Linked DNA regions of Mus musculus: all the other regions are linked to region 1. A link is a loop called in an ENCODE intact Hi-C map of the cell type or tissue named here. Cell type or tissue: left cerebral cortex. All regions are shown on one strand.

What was found. Peaks named below come from ENCODE experiments on the same cell type or tissue, not always from the same donor. Only the 100,000 strongest peaks of a DNase experiment are listed, where the experiment ranks them.
Region 2: a loop joins it to region 1, with 2.8 times the contacts of the local background. A loop is called at or near these places in 5 of 42 quality-filtered maps.
Region 3: it touches region 1 in a loop (3-fold over the local background); 15 of 42 quality-filtered maps call a loop at or near these places.

The regions. Positions count from the first base shown.
Region 1 is chr5:36,833,392-36,838,391 of GRCm38, reverse strand. No RefSeq gene overlaps it. Among named protein-coding and RNA genes, the nearest start is that of Man2b2, 5.2 kb to the right of the region's middle. In left cerebral cortex, a CTCF peak has its summit at 2,274 (motif pointing left); a DNase peak (open chromatin) is centred at 2,251; H3K27ac peaks cover 361 bases.
Region 2 is chr5:37,107,466-37,112,465 of GRCm38, reverse strand. The region is part of intron 7 of Jakmip1 (janus kinase and microtubule interacting protein 1); the gene reads right to left. Among named protein-coding and RNA genes, the nearest start is that of Jakmip1, 25 kb to the right of the region's middle. In left cerebral cortex, a CTCF peak has its summit at 2,791 (motif pointing right); DNase peaks (open chromatin) are centred at 2,786, 3,462 and 4,752; H3K27ac peaks cover 626 bases.
Region 3 is chr5:36,986,402-36,991,401 of GRCm38, reverse strand. Wfs1 (wolframin ER transmembrane glycoprotein) reads left to right here and starts at 2,420. Exons shown (of 8, transcript NM_011716.2): 1 at 2,420-2,536. In left cerebral cortex, CTCF peaks have their summits at 2,083 and 2,588; DNase peaks (open chromatin) are centred at 588, 969 and 2,338; H3K4me3 peaks cover 1,558 bases; H3K27ac peaks cover 766 bases.

The DNA.
Region 1 (5,000 bases):
GGTTTAAAAAATCACTGCCCAGAGCTAATGAAATGGCTCGGTGGGTAAAGTGCTTGTCACTAAGCCCGATGGCCTGAGTTTGATTCCTGGCACTCACATGGTGGAAGGAGAGAACAGACTGCAGCAAGTTGTCTTCTGACCTCCACCTGCATATTGGGGTGTGTGCATGAACACACACAGACACACACACGCAGACACACACACACACACAAAACTATGTAAATACAATTAAGAAAAATAACAGTAGAGCCTTATTACAATGAACTCCAATGTCCAAAAACTGTTCTTATTTTGTGTTTGTACCATAGTAAGAGCCAAGATTTTAAGCTCTACTAAAAACAAAACAAACAAAAAGACTTTATCTATTTATGTTCATTAAAAACCTAATAGTGATATATTATCTCAAAATATCATACAGTTAATATATTTTGAGTTATTTAAAATTTATATTGAGAAAAATGTATGTATTTTCAGTATTGCTGTAGACAAGCATCTACATAAGACAGTTCAATTGATTGTTTTATATCAAACAACTTTTATAATGCTCATTTTTATTGTTGTAATATTTTATAAATTTTAAAGAATATGATAAAAACAAAAGGTATGGCAGGTATTTAAAGGGGATCTCTGGGAGGAGTTGGGGAACAAAAGGGAAAGAAGAATGTGATGTAAGTCTATTTACTCAATATATGTTTTTAAATGTTAACAAATTCAGATAAATTGAAATCATGTATCTTTTTTCACCATAATGCAATAAAATTTAAATTAAAACAATTACTGCACAGTAGCTGGAGAGATGGTTCAGTTGTTAAGAGCACTGGCTGTTCTCATAGAGGAGCTGGGTTCCATTCCCAGCACCCGCAAGGTAACTCACAATTATCTGCAATTCCAGTTCCAGGGGACCTGACACCCTCACACAGACACATCAGCAGGCAAAAAGCCAGTATAAAGTAAAAATTAACCCATTTTTAAAAAGAAAAATCACTGTCCCAAACCTTCACAAAGTCAGGCAGGATTCTTTAACCTGGGCCTATCTTTTTATGAGAGCAGAGAGCAAGCATTCGTAAGAGAGGCTGTGGGGAGGACGGGGGCCCTGAATCTCTTCCCAGGTGAATGCTCACTCGATGATTCCAGACCAGGCTCTGCACCTCATGCTCCTGGTTTCTCTGGTGGAAACTGAACTTTCTATTGTGGGCCAGCCAGGGCTGCTGCAACAGTTAACTCAATCTTGAGAGCCCAAGTTTCTTCTACTGCAGCAGAACACAACGATTCCTGGCGTGTTTCCATCTGGAGATCACCATATCCAATAAGGTAAAGAAGTCAAATCCAAGTGACTGGACACACAGCCACTGCTGACCACTGCAGAACACAATAGTTAGAGGTTGTCTCAGAAGACTAAAGGGGTAGAGACTGGAGTCTCAGCAGCACAGATTCAGCTGGTGGCTAAAAAATTAGGTCCCTGTGGAAGATGATAGCTGCTGTTGCTGACTTAGCATCAGGTAAGTTCACAGGCCACAGTAGTCAGAGCTGTGCAGCCCCACCTTTGCAAATCCTGCTAGGCCTATCCATGCAGAAGCAGAGATCAAGAGAGTGGTCCTACTTCACTTACAGTCAGTGGGAGGTCAGAGGTGACAGGATTAGCAGGCATCACCTCTCCTGATGTCACACACATGAGAGAATATCCCTGAAAGACTCTTAACACAAAGGACATGCTCAGTACACACCAGCCATGGTCACAGGACCATAAATGACTGAACAGAGTGATTACCCCATGCTACACCCCCTCAGTGAGGGTCACAAGAATGGCTTAAAAGTGGTTATCTTGGAGCTGGAGAGATGGCTCAGAGGTTAAGAGCACAAGCTGATCTTCTGGAAGACCAGTTGCCCAGCATCCGAATGCACATACTTGCATACAGACCCACACACATAATGAAAAACAAAAAAGTAAGGGGGCCCACCTTACAGATTATAAAATCAAGACTCAGAGTAATACTGTAACTAGTCTAGAGCTACAGAGCTGGTGAATGCAGGTTCCAGCCAAAACTCCCAAGGTGCCTGTCACTAAGCATTTCAGTGTCCCTTCATACCTCTGTAGTTCAAAAGTCGGAGATGCTTGATAATGTAAGATTGTATATCTATTGTGCTTAAGCATGTGTTTTCAAAGGGAGAGAAAAGGATGAAGGCCTCAAGTGCTGATGGATTTCTAAGGCTCTCCACGAGTGGCCAAGATTTCAGCACCAAGAACAGCGACTGTCTAGGTCGCAGCGCCCTCTGGTGGCATGCAGAGAACAGGCTGTTACATGGACTGTTCAAAATTGAAGAACAAGCTAAAAGTAGAAAAGGGAAAGAGAGGGATGGTGGAGAAAGAGAAACAGACAATGGTGCTAGGAACAAGCATAAAGACGTCTAAAGGCACCCAAATGCTCAAGTTCATCAGAGATCTTTGTGGAGAGGCTCTTGTGCAAACCAAACTTGCGTTTACAAATTGGACAAAGCCTTATCCCCGTTGTCCCCACCAGAGGACCAATGAGGACCTCCTCATTGGTTCTCTATGATGGCCAGCTTTAATTGTTGACTCAGCACAACTTATAATCATCTGGAAAGAGTCCCAGGGAGGAATCATCTGCATGGAATCACTCTGCAGAGATTGTCTTAATTAAATTAATTGAGATGGAAGACCCACTATGGGTGGCACCATTCCCTAGGCAAGGGGTCTTGAGATGTATAAGAGTAGAAAAATGGAGCAGAGCACAAGCAAGCAAGCCAGCCAGCAAGCATGCATGAATGCATGCATTCACTCTCCACCCTTAACTGTGAGCCCCTGTTGCTTGGCTAAACCCATTTTCTTTAAGTGGCTTTGTGTCTAATATCTTTATCACAGCAACAGAAGCAAAACTATGAAATCCTTCAAGTACATGGATCACTATGGTGACCCTGAAATGCTTTCTTTGCCTGTCCCATCTCCCTCCTCCCTATTTCTCCTCAGGTCCCTAAGAGTCAGCAAGCCTCTCTAAAACTGTGGCTCTTTGTACATAGCTACAACACTGCTGCCCCTCTAATAAGCAAAAATAGCTCCTTGCTCTCTCCACCTCTAGTGGATGAGCCAGCAAATTATGGGTGTTCACAAGGAACAGTTTGGGAAACTTACCTCATCTATATAAAGTATTCTTGCCATAAGACCAAGGCTGGGCCTCAATGTAATAAAACTCCTAGCAGACTCAGTATTACAAAATGCAGAGAAGACTAATGGGCATGCTCATGACACCACAGGAAGGATCTGTCCAGAAGGCAGGGGTCTCTGTGTCTGCAGTAGGGGTTCACTCCATGTACCAAAGGTTTGTCTTTCTAACCAGTGGTGGAGAAACATCTCACATCCACAGAAAGAAATACAAAATCACTTGCATCTCTCTCATCTCACAAAGAAAGTTGTACAAAGGAGATCATAAGCGTAAATGTAAACTCTCTGGAAGGGTGCCAAGTAGAATCATAGTAGAAACTAGTGGGATGGCAGGTGTGGTCACATGAATTCTAAGGGGACAACAGGAGGCCCTGTGTGCCCTCCAGCTAACTGGGACTAGAATGTGTGGCCTTCAGCCTTGAGGCTGCTGTGCATTCTCACCAAGGATGTGCCACATAGCAGGACCTGGACCAGAGGTGTTTGACCCACCCCGACAGCTGTAACTTGCACATCTCACAAGATAAGATCCTAGGCAGATGCTGGGAGAAACACACTATGGTAGCACTGCAAACCTGCGTGCTTTGAAAAGGTGACAAAGTAGGCTCCCGTCGTGCAAAAACTCCTTACCTGATAGTTCTGGGTGTCAGAAATCAGAAATTAGTGGACTTGTTAATCCCAAAGAGGAGAGGAAAAAGACCACCAACCCAAGTCATCACGGCCAAATTAATTCAAGCAAGCAACTAACTAAAGCAAGCTTTTTAAAAAATTAGATATTTTCTTTATTTACATTTCAAATGCTATCCCGAAAATTACCTATACCCTCCCCCCACCCTGCTCCCCTACCCACTCACTCCTACTTCTTGGCCCTGGCAGTTCCCCTGTACTGGGGCATATAAAGTTTGCAAGACTAAGGGGCCTCTCTTCCCAATGATGACCGACTAGGCCATCCTCTGCTCCATATAAAGCAAGCTTTTTTATTTGTGTACATGGGCTGCCTCACCCTAAGGTGAGGTTGAGAGGTCAGCACTGGATGTGAGGAAGACGGGGCTTTTATAGCTCAGGAGTAGGAGGTTTCTAAATACAGGATTTGGTGGGCACAATAGGTGGGGTTGTGAGAGCAGAACACATGCATTGCCAGCCAATTCCTTCTGAGACAAAGACATGGTTGCAAGGTGGACGTAGCATGGTAGTCATGCTCATATCAAGGTAGTCATAGGTGGTCACATAACATTTTGAAACAAAGGTTTGCAAGATGATTATAAATAACTTTTTGAAATGAAGGCATGATTAGCATTCCTGTAACAGGCAGTACAGAATCATTTGTAGTTAAGGTTACAGGTAGGGCATAGCCCAATCCTAAAGAAACGGTGGTTTATTCATAAACAGGAAGGAGCCTAGTTTGTCTTTACTATAAGATGGCTTTTAAGCCTAAGATGGAGGCAGGCTGGCTCTTTGCAGTCCCAGATCCCAGAGTGGTATGTGTAGGTCATTCCCATTGGGGTCTTGTGCAGCTGGGTCTCCCCACCTTCCAGACCCTCAAGGCTGTCACTCACCATGGCCTTGGCTCCTTCTCAGCCTCCTGAAGCCAGCAATGACCTGTTTAACTTTGGAGACTCTTCCTTCCTCTCTTACTCATACCAGGTACGTCACTGTTGCTGGAATAAAGTGACATGACAAAAAGCAACTTGAAAAAGAAAGTGTTTGATTGGCTCATGGTTCCAGAGAGGAGAGTGTCCATCATAGCTGGGGAGGTTTGGCAACAGGAGCATGACGATGGCCTGGCATCAAACAGAGCGGCCGCATTTCATCCACACTCATGAAG
Region 2 (5,000 bases), 270 kb before region 1:
TGCATTTGGCCCAGCCACAATAACCTAGCTCGCCTCCTCTGTCAACCTGACACAGCCCTGAACCGTCTGAGGGAACCTCAATTAAAGAACTGCCTTGATAGGACTGCCCTGTAGCCACGTCTGTGAAGAACTCTCGTGGTGACTAATGTGGGAGGGGCCCAGCCTACTCTGGGCACTGCCACCCTTGAGCAGGTCCTGTGTTGTAGAAGGCTAGCTGAGCATAAGCCAGAGAGAAGGCCAGTAGCTAAAAGCCCCCTCTGGTCTCTGCTTCAGTTTCTGCTCAGATTCCTGCCTCCAGTTTCTGTGCTGACCACCCTCGATGACGGACTGTAACCCGTAAACTGAATCAAGGTCCTTCCTCCCATAGTCATGGCGTTTACTACAGCAATAGAAAGCAAACTAGAACATGCAGCAAGGCTAAGGTTCTAAGACAAAGAGGGGAGGAAGGAGGCACAATCATTTCTTGATTACCAACTATGGTCAGCCACAGAACCAGGTCTCCAGTATGATCTCCTGGTCTGAATGTGATTTCGTTTTGAGAACCAGGAAGCAGGTTCTAGGAGCTTATGCCCTTGTCTCAGGCCTCAGAGTTTGTGCTGGGGCTGACTGCTCAACATTCCAGGCCTCAGTCTCTCAGCTACACCCAAGATCCCCATCACCCATGTGCTCAGAGCTCTGCTAGAGTTCAATTCACATGGCTATGGAATAGCAGCTACTGACAGCCTGCAGTCCGGTTCATTGTCCCATATTGAGGCCTCCTTGCTGCCAGACCCCTGCAGAGAAAGGTCCCTAGACTCCAGGACAGGGCCCAAGAAATCAACTAGGGTTTCCCCTGTACCTCTCACTAGGAACTGATGTTAGCCTGGCCTAAACTAGCAGGAGGCACAGAGAGTCAGCATAGTCTTGCCCCAGAGGGAATCCCATGGTGGGAGAAGGCGCTCCTGGGAAGCCCAGAGTGACACTAAGTCCTTAGGACTGTGGAGACCACTTAAATATGAGGACCACCACTGGGGACACTGCCCTGTCTCCATTACCTGTGCATCAGGGTGTATGATGGTCAATCTTACTGTCCACCTGAATGGACTGATATAAACACCCAGGAAAAAAAGAGTCATGTGTACCTCCAGAGACTATCAGACTACAGCCATCAGATGGCTTCAGGTTTTGAGTAGTGGTGGAGAGGTGGTAGAAACTTGGAGGTGGGGCCTGGCTGGAGGAAGCGGGTCACTGAGGGAGTGTCTCTGGGACTGTATCTGCCCTGATCCCTTCCTGTATGCCTTTCCTCTGCTTCCTGTGCAGCACATGAGCAGCTCGTGCCACGTGCTCCTGCTCCCATGATGTGTTGGCTCAGGAGGGACCCAGAATCAACGAACTCAGCATGATTGACAGTGCCGTCAGAGGCTGTAAGCCTACCCAAGCCCTTCCTCCCTAAAGTTGTTTCTGGCAGACACCTGGTCTCCATGGTAACGAGAGTTAACTAATACAAGAGTCCTCAGAGTCTAGAGGCTTCCCTAGGGTCTAGGTGTCAGGAGTCAAGAGCAGGGATGGATCTGGGAGGCTTCTGAAAAGTTTTGTAAGTGTCAATGAATTCATTCAAATGGTCTGTGAAGCTGGAGACCTGACATGGTCCTAGGATATACACCATACAGAGTAAAAGGGGGGAGGGGCACTTATAGGGAAAGACAAAGAAACCATCAGTACTTCAGCCGTGGGAGGAGACCAGGATGCACCAGGCCTGAAGGGCACCAATGGGGCACGGAAGAGTACAATCATGCTCAAGCCCAAAGCTGCAAAGCCGCCTGTCCACCCGGTCTGCACAGGGCTGGGCTAAAAAGCAGGATCCTGGGATGAAAGCCAGCCTACACGAATCTGGAGAAAAAGAGATGCTGGTGGCCCAGGAAACAGTAAGAGGGAAGCCACTTCCCATGGGCTGGGGATGCAGATCAACTGCTGAAGGGCTAACCTAGCAGGCACAAAGGCCTTGGATCAGCCTCCAACACTACATAAAACAGGGCTTGGTGGAGCACGCCAGGAACCCCACCACTCAGGAAGTGGGGCCGGAGGAGCCTCAACTACACATGGAGGTCAAGGCCAACTTGGGCTATAAGCAATCCTACCTTTAAGAAAACAGAATCCGTACAGCTTTCCCACACCCGACCTTCTAGGGTTGGCACTAACGTACGCACACACCCCTGCGTCTCTGAGGTAGGCAATGTCCTGCAAACGTACTTCTCGGGAGAGGCTGTGCACCTAGTCAGTCAGCCCCCTGCTCGGTGCCAGGCACTCTTTGGAGACAGATGCACCCCCCCCCACGCACCCCCCTCCCCCACTGCTGGCGTGCTGTGCTGTTAATGTCTCTCCCAATCAGCAGATTCAGAGATCAGGACCAGTGGAAGACAGGCCGAGTGCCCCTATCTGGGACGATTGGAAGCACAAGTACTTACAACTGCTGAGTTTTTCTGAGTGGCAGGATTCTTTTTAAATAGACTTTATCAGTTAAGTATCACTAATCCAGAATCCAAAACCTGAATTTTTTTTTATTTGATACTGAGAACATTTTAAGTTTCAAAACTAGGGTTTGGGACTAAGGCTTCACAGGCCACGTAGGCTTGAAGTAATCTTACCTCACAACAGGTTTCTTGGTAACCTTTAATTATGGATTGTTTCATGCCACACATGTGCAGTGTGAACCAACCATCTACCTACCCTCAGTAGTTTAACTCCTGTCTCACAAGCACTGTTTGCAGATGTCACAACCTTCTTCTGGCAGCAGGGGGCGCTTTCTCCCCATCAGGCCCATGTTGCAACCACGGAGATGGTACCAGCCAGAACCAGCCAGACTTTCTGCTCAAAGTGACTTTACTTCAGTGACATTTACCACCAGAGCAAAATGCCACTCCCCCCTCCCCAGAAGGGGAAAGGGCAGGCAAATAATTGTACAGTCACTAAACACAGTTACTGGAATCAGCTGAAGGCTATCGTGTGGGGGTACTGCAGCGATCCTCCTAACCACAGGAGGGAGTGAGCAAGCCTGCAGCGCTGAACAAGTGTATGGCCCACACATTCAGCAGATTACGTGGCAGTAAACATTCTAAGTGCCAGGTGAATGTAGGACAGACTCTGGCCCACCCTGGGGACAAGCCATGGGGACATCACTTGCTATTCCCCAGCTTTTTTAAGGTGGGTGTCAATAGGTCTGTGAATGCAAACAGCTATGCTGGACCTCCTACTTGTCCGGGTTTTTTTCCTGTTTGGTTGGTTAGTTTTGAGGTTGTTTGTTGTTTTGTTTTGTTTTGTTTTGGAGAAGGTCTTACTAGGAAGCCCTGACTGAGGTGGCTTGAAACTTGTTATACGTGGAGACCAACTTGGTCTCAAACTACCTCCCTCTGCCACCAGAGTGCTGGGATTAAAGGCGTGCAGCATCATACACAGCCTTCTGAGCATCTAAGATCAGCACACAAAGACCTGCCCCTGACTCAGCTCAGCCTGCTGGAGACAGTGAGTCCGAGGCTCGACCCCATCTGCCCACTGGCTCATCCTCATCTCTACATCTCTGTCTCCCGTAACTGGAAGAGCCAGGGTGGCTCTGAGGATGAATTGAGATAGTGGGGTGACCACTAATTAATCCAAGCAACCATGAGCTCAGACTCACAGACTGAACTCAGACTGGCTACCCGGGGAGGGGGCGGGGCGGGGCAGAGATGGCTCAGAGACACATTTTACACGCTCTGCATTCTGACATTTACATCCACATTAAAAATCCTTGGGTTTTATATAAAGGTATTATGACTAAATTGTGTCCCCTCAAAAGATATGCTGAAGTCCTTCCTGACTGTGCTGCTGCAGAATGTATGTATGTATGTATGTATGTATGTATGTATTTATTTATTTGGTCAATGCAAAGATAACTATGCAAGAGGTCCTGAAGAAGCGCCTCATACTGAGGCACTATAGGCTCTGAACCCAGTACATCCGGTGTCCCTAAAGATGACAGTGTGACCCAGCAGTGGACTGGAGTAGTGCAAGGAACGGCCACTATCACTGGAACACCCCAGAGCTGGAGGAAATGGAAAAGGGGGCCCTCCGGACGAGACGCCTGAGGGAAGAGACCTGGCCTCACCAGCACCTTGAGGCCAGGCTTCTGGTCTCACAAATTATAAGACACTAACTTCCTGTCATTCCAAGGGACCCATTTTTGTTCAGCCAGTCCTAGGGAAATAACATGTAAGGATCTGCCCCTCTCTCATCTCTTGGCTTATTGACGCAGAGCCTCATATAGCCCAGGCCAGCCTCAAACTCACCAATTAGCCAGAGGGCTAGTTTTGAACTCTCATCTTCCCATTTCCTCTTGTCCAGTGCTGGGGACACAGGCGTTCTCCACCACTCTGAGGTGAAGGCTTATGCTTCCCTTTAAACAGTGGAATGCTTGACGCCATCAGCCTACCTTGTGCCAACTGGGCCAGATTAGGTGTTCTGGGCCAGATAAGGGTTGTCCCCACCACCCCCTGCTGCCACTCTGACTCCACCAGGGAGTACGTCTTTGGCCATCTGCTGTCATACCTTCGCAGTTTTTCTTACCCAGAAGCACTTCTCTAACCATCTCTGTCAGAAGACGAAGCTGCCAGGTGCCAGTTCAGGAAGGAGCAGAGATCCATCTCAGACAGGTGGCCAGGGGGGCTGACATTCAAACCACAGCTTCTTCTAAGCCTCCCCGGGGACCTCTAAGTCTCCCCACCCAGCTCTGCTCTCTCCTGATGGCACACCCAGACAGCCTCTGGGAGACAGCAGTCACATGTTACAAAAAGGACTCCATTCCACACCTCTCAACAAAGCGCCTGAGATCCCGTAACACACAGTTAGGAGGCATAAAATGAGGCTGAGTGTCCTTCAAATCCCTCAGAAGGCCTGAGTATCTATGTTTTTTTTTTTTTTTTTAAATTTTGGATGCACATAACCCAAGGTCCAAACACAGAATTTCATTAGTAAGTGTTCCATGAATA
Region 3 (5,000 bases), 150 kb before region 1:
GGCTGCCCCCAACTTTTTACCTTTTGACTTTGTTCGTTTTTCCTTTTCAGCTCCATGGAGAAGCCAGTGTGGTGCTGTATGCTGAGACCCCCTGAGTGGTCAGATGCAGTTTTATAAGACCCTCTCTTCCCTTAGCCACAGGAAGATTTATTCCATCTGTCCTTCCCATGACTTGCCCCATTCTGGCCTCTGGGTGTGGCAGCTTATACAGCATCCTGAGAGCCAGGCTGCTTTGACCTCCTGGACAGTGGCCAGCGGGAGTGGATGACCATGCTATGCATGCTCATAGAGGCCATAAAGAATGAGTCTGCAAAGCCCAGCTAGTGCAGGCCTCTCTGTGCTAAGCCTTGCAAGTGTGAACAGGATGCTAATTCTCAGGGTGGGCCAAGCCCCAGCCACCCCAGACGGAGGGTAGGTGGGCCGAGTGCAAAACCAAAAAACCCAAAAAACTCACTAAATTTGTTTTTAAAGAACTTTTAAATGCTCAAGAGATAATTGGGAGGGAAGGAGGAGGAGACAGGTGTGTGGATTAGTTGTGGTTTGCAGGAGGTGGGATGGGGAGAGGTGGGAGGTGGGCACTGAGTCAGAGGAGGGAGAAGTTCTGGTTGTCACATAATAAAGTGGCCCTGTGCTTGTGGTGGTGTGCTGGGAATCTCAAAAATAGAAGGAAAACTTCACAGAGATGACAAATGCTTGAGCTATGTTTACCCTGATTTAAATCTCTCTCTCTCTCTCTCTCTCTCTCTCTCTCTCTCTCTCTCTGTGTGTGTGTGTGTGTGTGTGTGTGTGTGTGTGTGTGTGTGCTCCTCAAACAGTACTCCACATACCTGTATAACTTTCATGTATCAATTAAACTACATTTACATTAGCAGTAGCAGACGCTGACATTTGTCCCTAGCTGTGAAGTGTTTGGAGGAGGAGGAGCCTTTAATGGGTGGTTAGGCCATGAAGGGTGTTGATGTCTTTTGGAGGGGTGCATTAATTACTGTCATCTAATTAGTTACAAAGAGTGGCGCCTTATGTTTTCTACTCTTCTGGTGCCACCCACCTTTCTCTCTGTTTTCCTGCACACGTTGATGCAGGACAAGGCCCTTGCCATGTGCTGCCTGGTCCTGGCTTCTCCCACCCCCCAGAACAATGAACCAAATAAACTTCTTTCCTTTGCAAATTACCTAGTCCCAGATATTCTGTCATAGCAACAGAAAATGCATTAAGACAATTAGTTACCATGGAAATGTGAATTGCTATGGCAGAGGCCACGTTTCCTTTTCCATATTGGGAGAAGTTTTTTTTTTTTTTTTTTTAATGTAACCCCTCCAGCAGCTCTAGCAACTTGTTTTGGTAAGGCAAGGCTATAGTTCTGAAAAAGCCACTGCCATCTGGTGCTCCTGCTTCTTGAACTTGCCCCACCTCGCCCCGAAACAGCCACCCCACACTTAGGGGGTGAACCTGAAAATCTCTGCTTCTGAAAGGGCCCCAGATGGAGGCAGGACAGAGTCACTCTGCTGGGATAAGCTTCCTTCCTCTGTGAGCCTAGCTGGGGTACTTGAGATTAGACCCTGAGCAGGTGCAGAATCAAAGTATTTGGTTGTAGTGGTTCAGTGAGCAACCTCCTCCTGATAAGATGGTGATGCTGTCTCTGTCAGCCTGACCTGTTGGTGCAGATCACCGGGGCAGGTGCAGTGAGATGTGCGGTTCAGGAAAGGAAGGAGCACGGAAACAAGACTGTAGTTTTGATCTCCAAACCACACCTCTCAGACACTCCTGAGGAAAAAAAAAAAAAAAAAAAAAAAAAAAAAGGAGGGGGGAGGGGCTTCCAACTGCCTGAGCCTGGCATTATCGTCTGGCTAATCTTTAAAGAGTGCTGAACTGCTTTTGGGTTTGGGTTTTGATCATTTAAGGCAGTACTTGGTAGCACGTGCACACACACTTTTTGTACTCGCTGCTACACTGGGGAGTCCTCTGTGTATCTCAATGCGTCGGAATTAGGGCGCCTGGCACGAAGTGCGCGACCTTAGTCAGTATTGTAATAGCCGGTCTGAAGTCTGAAGATGGGGCCTCACGATGCAGAGGCGGGCCAAAGGTGGCGCGAGACTTGTTCCTGGGTCCAACCACCTGTTAAGCAGCAGGCTTACAAGCTTGGGTCAGGAAAGAGATGTCCTGGAGGCGGGGCGGCGAGGGGGCAGGGCCGGGGCCGAGTCCACTCGGAAACTTAAGCTGTGGGCCGGCCAGACCCGCCCTCTCGCCGCCATCTGTCCTCCTGGCGACCCAAGAGAGCAAGTCGCTGCAAGGCGAGGCGCTCCGTGATTCGCGACAGCACATAGTGATTGGCAGGCTTGCCGGCGACTTAACGAGCCGAGTCTCCCTGGGTCGCAGCAGGAATGGAGGGTGGCAGAGGCCCCGCCCAGGCCCCGCCCCCTTTCCCGGGGCCGCGCTGAATGTAGGGCCGCGCGCTCCGCCTGCTCAGCTGGCCGCTGCAATCTCCGCGGTTTCGGAGCAACTTCGCGGCGGGCTGGGAGGCCCAGCACTGCGGCCGGTAAGTTCTTCAGGGTCGTTGTGCCATGGCCTTGGCCTTGGCGTTGGGCGCGCAGTGTCAGGGAGGGTTTCGGAGCGCTGGGTGGCGCTGCTCTCCCGGCCTCAGTTTCCCCTGATGGGTGGCAGAGCCCCAAGTCCACTCCAAGTTGCTAGAAGTTGGAGGCCAGGACTCTCGCTGCTCCACGGAGCCCGAGGCGTCTACTGCCCCAACTGGGCCAGTTGTGCCCAAGCCGTGCGCCTCTCACTCAGCCCTGGAGTCCCGGCACTCCCGCAAATCTCCCTGCATGACCGCGCTGCGGATGGGGACAGCGTGTCGGAGAGGCTGCCCACGCTCCAGAGCTGCCCCATCAAGACCTACATCCCTGGACTCCCTACCCAGGACCATGAAGGACCTGATTCCTGGGGCGCGTGGGGGCTCAGCCCACCCAGGAGCCGTGTGTCTGTTTCTTTCTCTTTCCTGGTCCTCAGAAAAGGAGGTAGGAACCCTTGGGACCCGCCCATAGTTACCCACCCTATTAGGTACCTGCTGGCCATTGTGTGACCCCAGCTCTGGTATGCACCGCACCTAGAGGAACTTAGGTTCTGGTCAGATGAACTGGAAGCCTTCTGGAAAATCTGATCCTGCACTTTTGGGTGTGATGGAGCTGCGTCCTTTCAACGTATTTTGTTAGTTATCTTTATATGAGAGTCCAATAAAACAGCGTTTTAGTTTCTTGGAACTATCTCCCTGACACTGTCACCCTCCACCGTGTACTCGGGCCCCTAGTCCTAGGGGTAGGACTTACAGTTTCCATTGGACACAGAGGCTCAGTAGATTTGGGGCCTGGACAGGACCACACACCTAATGGACAGAGCTAATGAACCTCTACCCCCTCCTCCCACCTCCAATTCCCTCCCCCTCCCCCAGGCAAGCAGGTGCAGCCCTTCCTCTGTCACCTTGGACAAAGACCCCAGGTGGTTGGCTGGGACTTTCCTCTCTAGAATCCAACCCTCACTCGGACCCATGTCCTAGGCTCTTGAAGGCCATGGCGATCACAGGGGCTACCTCCCCAGTTCCCTCACCTGTTGACCTATGTCTCTCTGGTGCTGATGCCATTCGCAGGTACTTTTTCATCTAACTAGGAATCTAGAGAGAGTTTATGTTCCAATTTCTTCCTGAATGTTCCTTGGACCTCCTCAGATACAGGCAGGATTGGGTAGAGATGCCCCTCGCCTTCTTTCCCAGGTACAAGCGTGTAGAACACCCCAGTGCCAGCCTCCCTTATGCCTTCAGAAGGTTTGGGGTTGGTCGCATAGGAGACCTAGTTCAATCTTGGCCCCGAAACACTACACAGATGCCAGACGTGTCCTTGTCCCTGGTGGTGATGCAGTGGCAATGGATAGGAGCGCTGTTCTCTCCAAGGTACCCTTTCTCCCACCTTTCTTACGTTAGAAAGGAGGTTAAAGCCCCCAGCCACATGCCAAGCCACTTCTGAGTCCCCACTTCTTAGTTCTTACTGAGTCCAGTTCCAATCTTTCTGGCGTCCTGTCTGCCCCAGCGCTTGCCCTGTTGTAGGCCTCTCATTCTGCCTGGATGGCTCCCATGCTCCTCTCTGGTCTTCTGTAGCTCCAGCCACCCTCAACGGTTCTTACATTCCTCTGACCTATGGGTCAGACTCATCTCCTAGCCTGGTATTTCTTCTGGCTACAGGGGACTGATGTCTGCCTAACTATCTACCCCTTCCTCCAGGGTATGGGCGCATCTAATGTTGAAAAAAAAAAATCTTCCTTCCTCTTCTGATTGTCCTGAAGGCTCGGCCAGACCTCTGCAAAGTCCATAACCTGGGAAAACCATTAAATGAGAAGCATGCCTCTGCCCAGTCCATTCCCATGGCTTTTCCATCTTGGACTGTCTAACCAGATATCACCTTCCCACCAAGTCAGATGCTCAAACATTAGCCCTGGAGCATCTTCTGCTGGACAGGGAGGCTCAGTGCCCCACACTGGGGGCTCATAGGCCCACACAGCCAGGACAGAGCAGGTGCCAGACATGATATGCTTGGCTGTCCACCATTGCAGCCCATGCCCCTCCCTGTTCACTCCCCCTCTGTTCCCACGATCTTGTCACATTGGGAGAGCTGGACTGTTCCTTGGTTTGGACTTAATACTCTGGGCAAAAATAGGCACCTGGGAGCCACCAAGGGCTTTGTGACCTTGTCTTGAGGGTCAGTTCTATGCCAGAGGGCTGGGTCAGGCCAGGCCAGAGTGGACCTCACAGGCCAGGGACTTGGTCACTGGTGGATTTTAAAATAATGCTTCATTTCCATTCCCTAAGTGTTCCACATTCAAATAGAAAATTAAGGACATGTATGTTTTTAAAAGCTAAAATAAAACCAGCTAAGTTTCTTACCCAGAGATAGCAAGTATTGTCATTGGAGGAGGGGCATTTCTTTTATCTTTCTCTACCGATAATTTTTCAAATCCTA